Regions from separate parts of the Homo sapiens genome. Here region 2 is linked to region 1. Evidence: chromatin contacts called from ENCODE Hi-C or POLR2A ChIA-PET data. All regions are on one chromosome and are shown on one strand. The core of a region is the stretch at or near the end of the contact, and the rest is flanking DNA. Distances in the headings are between cores, read along the strand shown. Region 1 has its middle 84 kb from the start of CD36. Region 2 overlaps SEMA3C (semaphorin 3C).

Region 1 (6,545 bases), core at 2,486-4,985:
AGGACATGTTGAGAGTCCTTAATAAGAACCCACCAATCTTTGCTTAGTAATTAGACATCATGATTATTCCCATTCTAGTTTAAAAAGGAGACTTGCTGCAAAGCAAAGTACTATCTTGCTCATACAGACCCCAACCTACAGACATTTATGGATTATTTTTTCATTTTGTCATTTTGTAATCTCTTTGTCATAAGAGATTACATCATCCAAATGGCTTTTAGGATAGTGCATCGTTTTCACTGAAACACTTTGCCTAACTGAATTTGAGACACCTTCCATTCACGTAGAGTAGCTTTTATAAAAATTGCCTCAGCCAGGCTCATTTCAGCTATATTTACACTACTTGTTTTAATGTGCATATTGTCATGACACACAGATACTGCATTAAGTAATTAAGAGGCTGACTACATAGTGTCATTTGCTGTATGAAACTGAATCTGTGGATTCAATCAATAACCACGTGAAAGTGCCTAGAGCTCCAGGATTAAGACACAACCTGCTGAGTTAAGACGAGAGGTCCAAATGGGAGCATACTAATTTGTAACACCATCCTGCAAGTTTCAGTTCCATTTTAATTAGTCATAAAACATAACATAAGCCATGTTGTTAACTAAACCATCCAAGACAAAGTCTTCCTTTCCTTAGCAAAGATTCGAAATAGAGGTAAAAATAAAAGCAAATATTCAACTGAGCAGAAGAAGAGACATTAATTTTATCTGCCTTTCTGGGACATGACTTATATCCTGAAGAGGAACATAATCCTGTAATTGCTGTAGGCCTTCTTATGTTTTTGCTGACAAAAAAGCCATTTTTGAAGTGCTAATATCACTGTAAATACAACTCATTTAATATGAGTTTCTGTCATTCCACTGGTGAAAGGGCTATGCAGCTGTTGTTTGCTAAATTGTCATTTGTTGGGTTAAAAGTTCGTCCTACACATCCAGGGTATGGTCACCACTCAGGAATCAAATGACCACACCAGAACTACATACTATGTGGATCATATAATTTGTTTTGGATCGGCTTCCTTCCAGATGCTAAAATCTGGTATATTTATTAAGTGTTGGCTAAAACCCTGATTCACTCTGGAGTTTGACTGGAAAAGACTAATTGAATGGGACCCATCCCAACACATATGTCTCCTCAAAGCTGAAAGTGATTTAGGGCTTTGAGGGCAGTTAGTGACCATCGGATAGATTTGTACTCATTCTAGGCAGCTAGCGTGCAGCAGTGTTTCCATCCTACAAGAAAACTTGTGGTGAATATTTCCCAGATGGCTTTTGCAGACAGAGGTCTCTTACAAAAGAAGAAAAGAACACTTTAACAAAGTCCAAAGAGCAGCTCATGTTGAAGATTTTTTTTTTTTTTAAGGACAAATTCAGAGGCCTTTTCAAACTCTACAGGGTGCTTCTGGAATATGTTTGGAATGTAAACACATGCCTGACTGAATTGCCCAGCTGCTACCTGGCTTACAGAGTGACCTTTCATAGAGTTCTCAAATTTTAAATCAAAAAGAAATCTTGTTGAACCTTGGGGTCATTCTGTCCCTTTCTTTACAGAAAAGCAAAATGAAACTAAGGTAAGTTAAGTGATGCACTCACATAAACTGGGTTTCCATTCAAGCTGCCATGTTCCTTCTCATTCTGGAGGGTAACCTGGGCTCTGTGGTACAGGTGTAACTTCACAGCATGATATTTATTGGTGACATTCTCTCTTGCTTCATATTCATTTATTCTTTCCCTTTCAGTTCTGCTTCATTCCCTTTCTGTTTCCTGCATTTACTCCTGTTCTCCTACTCTTTTTTGCGATTACTCTTTTTAAAAACATCTCTCGGCCGAGCATGGTGGCTCACGCCTGTAATCCCAGCACTTCGGGAGGCCGAGACAGGTAAATCACGAGGTCAGGAGTTTGAGACCAGCCTGGGCAACATGGTGAAACCTCATCTCTACTAAAAATACAAAAAATTAGCTGGGTGTGGTGGCATGCCTGTAATCCCAGCTACTCGGGAGGCTGAGACAAGAGAACCTCTTGAACCCGGGAGGCGGAGGTGGCAGTGAGCTGAGATCTGGCCACTGCACTCCAGCCTGGGCAACAGTATGAGACTCCATCTCAAAAAAAAAAAAAAAAAAGTATGTTCAGTTGATTAAAGGATTACTTACAACTAGCTCAGGAAGAGAAAACAACACCTCTAAAATGCAGATGTAACTGATGTGGCTTGAATGAGACAGGAATTTGAATGTCCCATTTTACACCAAGGTGAGCTAATCCAGACATGTAATTTAAGCTTTTTAAGGTTTTAAGGAATCTATCTGACAATTGTGGATTTAACTTCCCTTCCCAAGTGAGAATTGACTCAAATATTTCCCCCATTATTTGTTATCATCACACACACCTATATACACATACTCATACTCTACAACTGGACTACAAATGTCAAAAAGAAATAAGCCCATTTAAATAAAAGTGAATTAACTTAATCTTCAATCTTATATATCCAGAATGTGTTATTGTAGCCACAAAACAATGACTGTTGGAGATACCATGTTAACATTACAGAAATGTATTGTAATCCTAATCATTAACCATCATGCAGTCTACAAATGAAGGAGATGAGAGTAACCCAGGGTAGTGAAAGATTTTATGAGAGCAGCAGAAAATATTCACAGTAAGACACAGATGGGGAAATGTGTCATGTGGAATGCAAGTTTGACTAACAGAAGCCCAGTGGTTGGGATGAGATGAAAGCGTAATGCAGAGCCCAGTGGGAAGAGGCACAGAGTACACTGGCACAAAGTGCAGTGGCTCATGCTGATGGAATGACTGAAAGACGCAGCAAAGGAGCAAAATGAGCTCCTTTAGCTGAGCCTTAAGCAATCACCACCTCTGACTAATATCAGCCCAGGATGGTGAAAGGTCATTCAGCAGCAAATTGGATGACATGGTTTATTCTATATAACTAAGAAGTATTTGGAGTGAACTGTTAGAGATTAAGTCCTAGTATGGCAGGTTAAATTAGAGATAATTTACTTTGCTCTCACTCTGTTTTCTCTCCTCCTCCCAGGCCATAGTACTCCCCTGCCCCTTGAGATTTTTGCATAGCTTGATTAAAAATTAAATTGCTTCGACAAAATTGCCTCTGGGCTTTAGTTTTCTAGTGCCTGAATTCTTTCAGGGGACCATGCTGGGGAATCGGAAGAGAGCAATAACTGGGAGGAAGAATGAGGGAGGAGATTTTTAGAGGCTAGGAAAGGAAGAAAGTCTTCTGGTCCTAGAGCAGCGGGGAATCTCTCTGGCTTCCCAGTGAGTAGCAGAGACTAAGAAGGTGACAATGATGGGGCTTTCAGACAGTCAAAGACCCTGGCTGTACTAGACATGTGATTGACAGAAGAGGCTCATTTCAAGAATCCTCCTGGCTTAGAAAACAAGGTCATCCACAGTGATCCTGACTGGAGTAGCACCCAGATTCCTGTGCAGTTGCAATAACAGTGATGACTGCCAGGCTGGTATTCTGAAAATTGTCCCTGTTAAATTATTTTAAAACATTTTTGTATTGCAAACTACATACAATTTTGTTGTGATGCCAGGTTACTTTGACATTTGGAAATCTCACCCTTATGCCTTGAATTCAAAGCATATGAATCTCTTACTCCATTTTTTTCTTCCTTGACTCCAATCCACCCACAGCCTGCAGTCGTAGGCAGATCTGTGCTTCTATGAGTCATACTGTACTGTCACATTGAGTAACTTGCAGTATAAGGAAAGAAAGAAAAGTTCTCTAATTTAGACATTAGATTTACCAAATCAACAGGATTTCAACATGACAGAAACTGTTTTTGGTACTTTTGCATCTGACTGTGCATGAACCAAGAAAGAAGAAAACAAACTGGAAAGTGTACTTTGAAACAAAATACAACTCTTGCCAATAAAAATTTGTTATCCTTGTTTAAAAAAAATTGTCTACCCAAAGTTATCAAAGGAGAATTGGGATTATTTGAAGAATAAAAAGGTAGAAGGAAATAGTTGGAGTTAAAATACCTCAGCATTCTTCCTTCAACTGGTATAGAGGCATAAATTGCTTTTAATTAGCATATTAAAAATTGCGTACAAATATTATGACTCAAAGGCACACTAGTCCGGGGTTATATATATAGCTTTTCTTGAGATATAATTTATATGCCATTCAATTCACCCATGTAGATGTACATAAATTGTGCAACTACCACCATAATCTAGTATATTTTTATCACCTCAAAAAGAAATCCTGTACTGTGTAGCAGTCAGTTTTAATCCTCTTCCCCTTCTTCCACTCTAGGCAGCCACTAGCTTATGTTCTATCTCTATGGGTTTTCTCATTCTAGACATTTCAGATATATGGAATTACACAATATATAGTCACCTGTGACTAGTTTCTTTCACTTAGCATGATGTTTTCAATGTTCATATATGTAGCACATAGGAGTATTTCATTTTTTTGATTGCCTAATTTTCTATTGTATGGATGTATCACCTTAAGTTTATCCACTTATCAGTTTATGGATATTTGAGTTGTTTCTACTTTTTAGTTTTATGGATAATTTGTGTACATATATGAGGTTGAACTTTACAATGATCAAATAGTATTTTATTTTCATTATTTATGATTCATTAAAGGTCCATGTCATATTAACCTTATGTTAATTAACTTTATTTTCTAAAATTTGTATCCAAAGGTATGTTTACAATTTACACTTCTTTGAATTACATATTTAATATTTTCTATTATAAATATTTTATAAGGAGTACACTAAAATTTTGTAAGTTATAAATGTATGGCATAGATATATTTTTATTATATGACTTCTGTCAAAATCGGTAAATATTTTACGTAATACTACTACTCCTAGTCCTCACTTTCTTGCTTCAATGAATTGTCTAGATGAAACCATCCTCAGTGATTGCTGAGTCTGAAAGTTTTCACTTCCCATCTCTTTGATATTATACTCCCTAAATTTGGAAGGAGAAAATTGGACTCCTTGCATACTAGGCTTTCAGGAATGATTGACACCCTCATCAATTTGTAGCCATAGATGCTGTTTTAAGGCATACTCTGTTAAATATCACCACTGCTCAGAGTGTGGCAACTCATTAGTACCAGGACACCTGGTCCTGAAATAGTAGTGCTCACAAAACCAGAGATAATGCTGTTCCTCAAACATAAGAGATGAGCAGAACACTCAAAATCATCCTTTAGAACTAATGTGATACCCTTATTTATAAGTATTGAAAGCCTTTTCACATGTAGATAAGAAAACTTGATATTCTGTTTCAGGAGGCAATACAGCACTGAGACAGAGCAAATTCTCCTCTTAGCTTCTCTCCCCACCATTCATTCCCTTACCACAAGAATGACAATGGGAGAGAATTCACCATGATCTCATTTTATGCTTTCAATATTCCTTGATACATAGTTGATTCTGGAAATACATATGGAAAGTTGCATCACAATGTGAACAATACAGTATAAACTTTTAATTTTTAGGCTGGGTGTGGTGACTTATGCCTGTAATCCCAGCCTGTAATCCCTGTAATCGCAGCACCTTGTGAGGTCGAGGCAGGTGGATCGCTTTAGGCCAGGAGTTTGAGACCAGTCTGGCCCATGTGGTGAAACCCCTTTTGTACTAAAATTACAAGAAAATTAGCCAGACACGGTGGCACATGCCTGTAATCCCAATCTGGAGGCTGAGGCAGGAGAATTGCTTGAACCCCTAAGGCGGAGGTTGCAGTGAGCCAAAATCGCACCACTACACTCCAGCCTGGGTGACAGAGCCAGACTCTGTCTCAAAAACAACAACAAACAAACAAACCTTTTAATTTTTAAAGAAAATTACACCTGCTTAGGCCTATAGGCACATATTCCTTATTAAGTTTCCTATTTACATGGATTACTTGAATGATAATGCTAACTAGCTAAAGTGCTAGGTAGGACCAAAAAGATTATTAGTTAACCTGCCGTAGAAATGCTTTACATCTTAATCTGGATAGAACTTGCCAATTGACATTGATCTTAACATGTTAACTGATTGACCCAAGACCTATTTTAGCCAATTAACTACTTAGTATTCTATTGTACTAGAGTCCATAAAGGCACCAGAGAATAATGCAGGTGATAGTCTTCCCCAGTCTTGGAGCTAAAGCAAATTAAAATGATGAGCAACTGGATAGTTCATGTATATGCATGACTTACGTGAGCCTGTCAGTAGTGATGCCCTCAGAAAAATATTTCCTCTAACCATGTTCTGTGAAACACTAACCCCCATCTCACCCACTAAGCTCAAGCAAGAAATGCTGCACGCTGCATTCCTGTCTTCTTAAGTATGCACATTGTGTTGTTGTTTACTAACGGCTAAAGAATTCTGCAATAAAGCAACTGATTTAATTTTGTGTATTCCATCCAGCTTTGCTCAGTTACTCTCACAGCCCACTTAGCTCCTTGTTGAAATTTTTAATTTCTTTGAGTAAATACTATTAACATGCTTTGAAAATTATGTTCCAAGATCATGTGTTGA
Region 2 (6,545 bases), core at 2,167-4,666, 110 kb before region 1:
CATCTATTTTATCTAAATTCATGTTTTTCTTAAAAATCATGATCCAAACTTAATAACAGTAATTAGAATTTATTGAATACTATCTCTTGTCACTCATTTCACGTATTTATATGTGTCAATTAAATTGATTTCCATGGGAACTCTTGGCAGAAGTTACTATTATTGTTGCATTTTACAAATGAGGAAATTAAAGCACAGAGAGGTTAAGTAACTTGTTCAGTTTCACAGGAAGTTTGGCAACAGAACCTGGTTTCATTATCACTCTGCTTCTTCCAGGGCATTTTCAGATTATTGGCTGAAACTACTTGCAGGATATTATGGCAGACATTCTGAACAAATGTGCCCAGAAAATAGGTTAAATTTGTGACTTCTGTATCTTCTCATATGGGCTATGGCCCAAGTACTCATGGAATATAGTCCATGACTTCCTATAAGAATTTGTATCATTTTGATTTCGGTTTAAGTCAAACTACAGCTCTATCAGAATTTTTAGAAATGTGTTTGTCATTCAATGCCTAAAAATCTAGAAACAGTTCATCATGGAAGCAGTCATCCCAGAAAGCAGACTCTTTCTTAGAGTTTGTCATTCTTCAGATTATAATCAAAAGAACAAATAAATCCTGAACCATTTGAATAGAAAAGTCTAAAGTTATGCTCCTTGAGAGGAGCATTTTGACCAGAGAATGTATCATGAATGTCACGATACGTTGATTGTCTTCAAAGGCCAGCCATACAGGCAGTTAGGCAATGTGGAAGAAGTTAAATGAGTGTGAGTCACTAACCTCTGAGGATCCTGGAAATATGAACATTTAGATACCTGAAAATTCATATATTTTCCTTAGATATATGAATAGTTATGCTGCTAAAAATAACATTGCCTCCTGAAAATACGTCTACTTTCAAGTAATTTATAGAAAAATAAGTCGGACTAATTAGAATTACGTTGGGAAGCAAGGCAAATATTTGTAGTAGGAAATAACAATCCTAAAATGATGAATAAATAGAGTCCAAAAATAAAACATTAATAGAGGATAAGAAGACAATCACACTGCTGTTGGTTTTGTTTTCTGTTCAATCTGCTCACTGTATTTTTTTTGGTTTATTTATTTTAACTTGTTTTGAGCTGATGATGTCCAGTAATAAAACAGAGTTGAGATTATTGCAAACGTGACTGATTTTGTAATCACATACTATTACCATAAACTTTAACATTGCACTTAGTGGTTTATGTTTTACTTCAGTACAAATATAAATTAAAATGCCCATTAACATAACTTTTTTTTTTGAGGCAGTGTCTCGTTCTGTTGCCAGAGCTGGCGTGCAGTAGCATGATCATAGCTCACTGTAACCTCAATTTCCTAGGCTCAAGAGATCCTCCCACCTCAGCCTCCAAAGTATCTGGGACTAAAGACACATACCACCATGCCCAGTTAATTTTCTAAAACAATTTTTGTTGAGACAAGGTCTCACTATGTTGCTCAGGCTGGCCTTGAACCCCTGGCTTCAGGTGACCATCATACCTTTGCCTCCCAAAGTGCTGAGATTACAGGGAACTAGCCCATAACTCTATTTTAAAATTAATTTCTTACTGTAGAAGAAAATGTACCTTGACATTTTTTGGAATATTTGCATAATAGTTTTTATTAAAATAATAGAATTATAGAACCAGGATACTGTATCTACACTTGTGCTGTTCACTCTTTCAGAACTTCGAGAAACCAAGACCTCTGAATACTTCAGCCTTTCCCACCATCCTTTAGACTACAGGATTTTATTAATGGATGAAGATCAGGACCGGATATATGTGGGAAGCAAAGATCACATTCTTTCCCTGAATATTAACAATATAAGTCAAGAAGCTTTGAGTGTAAGTTTATCACTTTCACGAGGACAGTGTCCACCTTTTCAATGTCTCTTTTTTAAAAAAAATAAATAAGTAAAAAATAATATGCATTTTATTAGAACAATAGAAAATACTGGTCCCATGTTACTATGAAAGTTAGTACTTATTTCATGGACTGAAAAGGTATTAAGTTCAGTTCTCATCGTCTAGTTCCATAGTTTTTAACAATTCAAAACCTGGAGCTAACTGAAAAAATACTACCTGTGTATAAATATATAAAGAAAAAAGGGATTATAGGGTAGTGCATGAAAGAAATGGTCAGAGAAAAGGAAGATCTACTTTGTCATCTCTGTGTAACCAGTGAAGGGCCTGAAAGGAAAACAGCTATTAAATACGCTGTTACTTGATCCAGTATGGCCTATATTTATCATTCCATTTCACAAGGAAATAAAATTGAGCTTCACTGTAGTGAAAAAAATACATGTAGATTAATTATAAATTTATTACAACAAGGAGACTTCTGCATTTGCAGAAGTGTTAACACAGGCAATGGACTGACAACTAAAAAAAATTAATGATTATTGCCAAACTGGACCCAAGGCTGCAACTACTTAGAGTACTAGCACAGTATTTCAGAGAGAGGGAATCTCTTGGTTTTCATCCAAGTTATTTTAGCTATTGAAGTACCCAGGGGCCCATCTTATGTAAATCTACTAGCCTGGTTGTGTGATTTACCAAAAATAATACTAACTGAGAAAGATATGTAAGTGTAGATTTATTGTCATATAAGCAGTTGGGAAAAGTGTACTATGTCAAAAGGAGTGAAAAATTGTATTGTTCACATTTATGTTAATAATGATCTTATTTTAATATACAATTAGTAAATGAACATATGTTATTGAAAAGCATTTGTGAAAGGAAACACTGTTGGAAGAAATAAAAATAATTGTAATTGTTAAAATAATAGAATCTTTATTAATGAATTGATAAAAAAGAAAGAATTTTAAAGTCTTAGTGTAAGATCACCTTAAATAAATCTGTTAACAAAAAGTAAATGAAGAGCACTGGGCTGTCATATGTCCAGGTGAGATTATGCAACCTTTATTTTTCTTTCTGAGCAGGTTTTCTGGCCAGCATCTACAATCAAAGTTGAAGAATGCAAAATGGCTGGCAAAGATCCCACAGTAAGTGTTAAAAAAAAAAAAAAAAAAAAAAACACTAACTTAAATATTTGGTTTTCGAATCCATGTACTTTGAGGGAAGCCAAAAATGAGACAAGGATGGTGGTGTTTTAAATTTTTGCTGGACACAGGCTAAAAACCTAAACCTTGAGGAGACTGGAACTCTTGGGCTCTCTGTAACTTCAGAATTCCTAACTGGGTAAAAATTGCTTGCCTTGCTTTCATTATTTCATTCAGATACATTTCATGATGGATTTCATTAATAACCTCTGTTCCTAGTGGATTCAACCTGCAGAATTCTCAGCAGGCTCCTGAAACGATGATAATGCAAGTGTCTGGAGCAGCTCCCAGATACCCTGTGGGCTTTTCCAAACAAAGATTCTTGGCAAAAGGGTAGTGGTTAGCCAGCAAATTCCATAAATACAAATCACCAGTGATAAATGGTACCTTTGTTAATTAAAAATAGCCACAGAAACAGCAATAGAGGCAGATATAAGTATCAATATATGTTCAGTATGCAATACCTGTGCAAATTGTATTCCTCTAGGTGAGATTCAAAATAATCAAGGAAGAAATCTATATTGATTTCTACAAATGACTTGCTGAAAGTAATACATTGCCATTCTTGAATATTCTAAAACAAATACGTGGAGCAGATCTTTAATGTGTACACGTCATTTAATGTTTATAATGGAGCACATAAGTCATCTCACCATTTTGCCTCAAATAATGAAAATGTAATACAGCCAAGCATCAAAATCACCCTGTCTTTCAAAAATAGTTTGGTAAAGAGGTTCCTTTCTTCATTCATTCCTTCCATTATTTGCTCAATAAATACTGATTCAGCACCTGTTATATATCTAGCATGGAGCTGGTTGCCAAAGACATAATTGGTGCAAAGACAGAAACAGTTCTGACTCCAGTCAACTTTATTACCTTGTTAGAAAAGTCTGCCATAATCAAATGAGCATAGATATACAAACTAATTTAGAAATAAGCTGGAAATATGGTAATTGGGTGGACAGACGAGTCAACACGTACACATACATTCAGGTCTCAGGTCATAACAAGTAATAGACCACCTTAGTGTTAAAAAATGTTGTCTAAGCATTTATTTTGTGGTAGGGTCAAGAGATGCTGATTTCAGGAGTGAAGACTGCCCTGAGTCTTGGAAGTAGAGATGGATCAGACAAGACCGAACATGGGAAAAATACTAATCCTGTGGAAAGTGGAAATATGGGATTGAGGAAATGAAACATTTATTTTCATTGACTCCTAACAGCCCCAGGTGTAAAGTTGCAAAAGTTTTTGGCTCAAGGCAGGGCCATGGAAGACTCTGGAGGGTAGGATCTCTGGCCTTGCTAGAGGGTTCTTGGAGTGATTTATCCAATAAAAAAATTTAAAAGTGGGCAGGAGAAATTTGCAGGGGCATATTTGCTATCCAAGGGATCTGTTAGACCACAATCTTGGGGGAAAAAATCCAGAAAAATGTAGAAGAAACACTTAAACAAATACATTACAATGACATTCCAGGAAACCAATGGTAGAATGAAGTATAATGTTGCAGAGAATGATGTTTTGTTCCTTATTATTTTAATAATTGTGGATGAATTAAACTGTTTTCTTTTATTCTCTAATGAGATTTTTTTCCCATTGATGTGTGTCTGATCATGCCTTGCCTTTTGCCACAATAATATCCCGTGGCTATACTGAATTGCATTGTCCTTTGTTCAAAAGGATTTGCATTTCTCATTCATATGAACTGCCATAGGCAGAATGTGCAGAATTTAGGTACCTTTGTACATTCTATTTCCAAAAATTGCTGCCGAGTTTCTGAAGAATCTTAGACAAGTCATTTGGTTTCTTACTTCCTTTGTCAAAGTAGAAACCCTCTGGGGTTTTTGTTTTGCTTTCTGACAATTAAACGTTATTAGATAAAAATCTTCAATACATGCTGACATTTTCCCATAGTTTTGTCATGCTGTAATTTGTGGATATTTTAAATTCTACTATATGGCCAGTTATACACAAGGGAAATATCTAATGGAGTGCTCTTTCCTATGTATTTTTAGGACTCGGCTGGACAGGTTTTGTTTGTCCATACAACATTGTTGAGTGCTGGGAAATACTAATCAAAAAATACATGTTTGGTCTGTGCAAGAAAAGAATGTCTGACAAATCCATCCCATTTCATACATGTGAAATACTTATAGAAGTGTCCTTTACTTAGGCTATGGGAAAAAAAAGTCCTGTAGCAGAAAAATAATGTGAAATAGATCTTTGAAAGTTGTACAGAACAACCTATCCTTCTTACATTTCTCAATGAAACGACATACTTAAGAACTTCTTAAAAGTTGGAATAAATACTATCTAATAACCTAATATTTTTAAAATACAGGAATTCTTTCAATTTGCACAAATTAGTTGTTGTGAAGAAACTGGAGGTGAATTAGATGGAGTCCTTACATTTAAGTCTTTACAATGTGCTAGATATGGTGAGACATATATACACTGATATTCAGAAAAAATACCCAACATTTAATGGAACACGCCAGGTCCTGTTCTAAGTGCTTTATTTTAATCCTCATAACAATACTGCAAGGTGGACATTATTGTCACCACCTGTATTTCTAAGATAAAATAACTGCATTACTAAGAAAGTGAGAAACTTAAGCTGTGCTGCTGTGAAGTGGGATGGTCTTTGTCTGATTAAGTCACATACAGCTCTGGATTCTGTACCCTTAGCCACTAAAACATGCTATCCCTCCAGAGAGAAAATGATAAATGCTAAGGGACACACACAAAGCACAGCTGGGTTATTTAAGAAAGGTTTGATAGATTTTGTAGTAATCATATTAGAACTTCTGTTAACCTTTTATTTCAATGATACTGAAATTCGAAAAAGTTGTACCCTCTCTCTCTTCCAGCCTTTGGTATGTGCTGCATGCAATTGATTCTCTTTTCCTTCAATTATCTTCCGGTGTTTTCAGCCTGGGAAATATCTACTCACCCCTTCAGGTCACAGTGCATACAAGCACGTGAACTCGTTCCAACTGATTGTCAGGGCTTGCGGGTAGGACACAGTAGATGATGAGTTTATTAATGCTTTTAGATTAATTATGTTTGTAGTGCATTTATTATATATATATTTTAGAAGTATATTTTCATTAAGCTAAAACTTTCTGCTTTTAGCTCTGTTAATCATCTAAGCAAAACATAAAGTGTTAGCAATTAAAATCCATACTGCTATAACAACTGAAAGCAAAAATAAAACAGAGTTAAGCATCCCTTAATCCTTCAGATTTTTTGGTTGTATCAAATTTTAATTGACGTTATAACAAGATAACAATTATAAGAAGAAAATTTAATGTGATTTAAAATTTGGTCTTAGGTAGTAATACAGCATAATTCTGTAATAAACTAACGTTTTTAAAGAAAATAAATTTTCATGGTCGGATTTTCTGCCTTGGCTAAAAAGAATATAACCTACTCCCCATTTCTCTCTCTGCCCCTATGTACTC

The links. A loop is a pair of places that touch in the nucleus more often than their neighbours do. ChIA-PET counts read pairs that join two places held with the same protein, here RNA polymerase II (POLR2A).
Region 2: a loop to region 1 is called in a map of Caco-2, with 2.1 times the contacts of the local background. The contact joins two enhancer-like sites. A Hi-C loop is called at or near these places in 1 of 168 maps with a recorded cell type or tissue (Caco-2). POLR2A ChIA-PET finds 5 or more read pairs at or near these places in 4 of 52 experiments (H1, HEK293, MCF 10A and 1 more).

The regions. Positions count from the first base shown.
Region 1 is chr7:80,719,206-80,725,750 of GRCh38, reverse strand. No RefSeq gene overlaps it. Among named protein-coding and RNA genes, the nearest start is that of CD36, 84 kb to the right of the region's middle. RefSeq lists a silencer at 2,604-2,898. Within about 2 kb of position 3,735, at least 14 of the 41 ENCODE cell types and tissues checked have a DNase peak (open chromatin) inside an H3K27ac peak, as active enhancers do.
Region 2 is chr7:80,823,907-80,830,451 of GRCh38, reverse strand. SEMA3C (semaphorin 3C) reads left to right here. Exons shown (of 18, transcript NM_006379.5): 3 at 1,707-1,867; 4 at 2,965-3,027. Among named protein-coding and RNA genes, the nearest start is that of SEMA3C, 92 kb to the left of the region's middle. Within about 2 kb of position 3,416, at least 4 of the 41 ENCODE cell types and tissues checked have a DNase peak (open chromatin) inside an H3K27ac peak, as active enhancers do.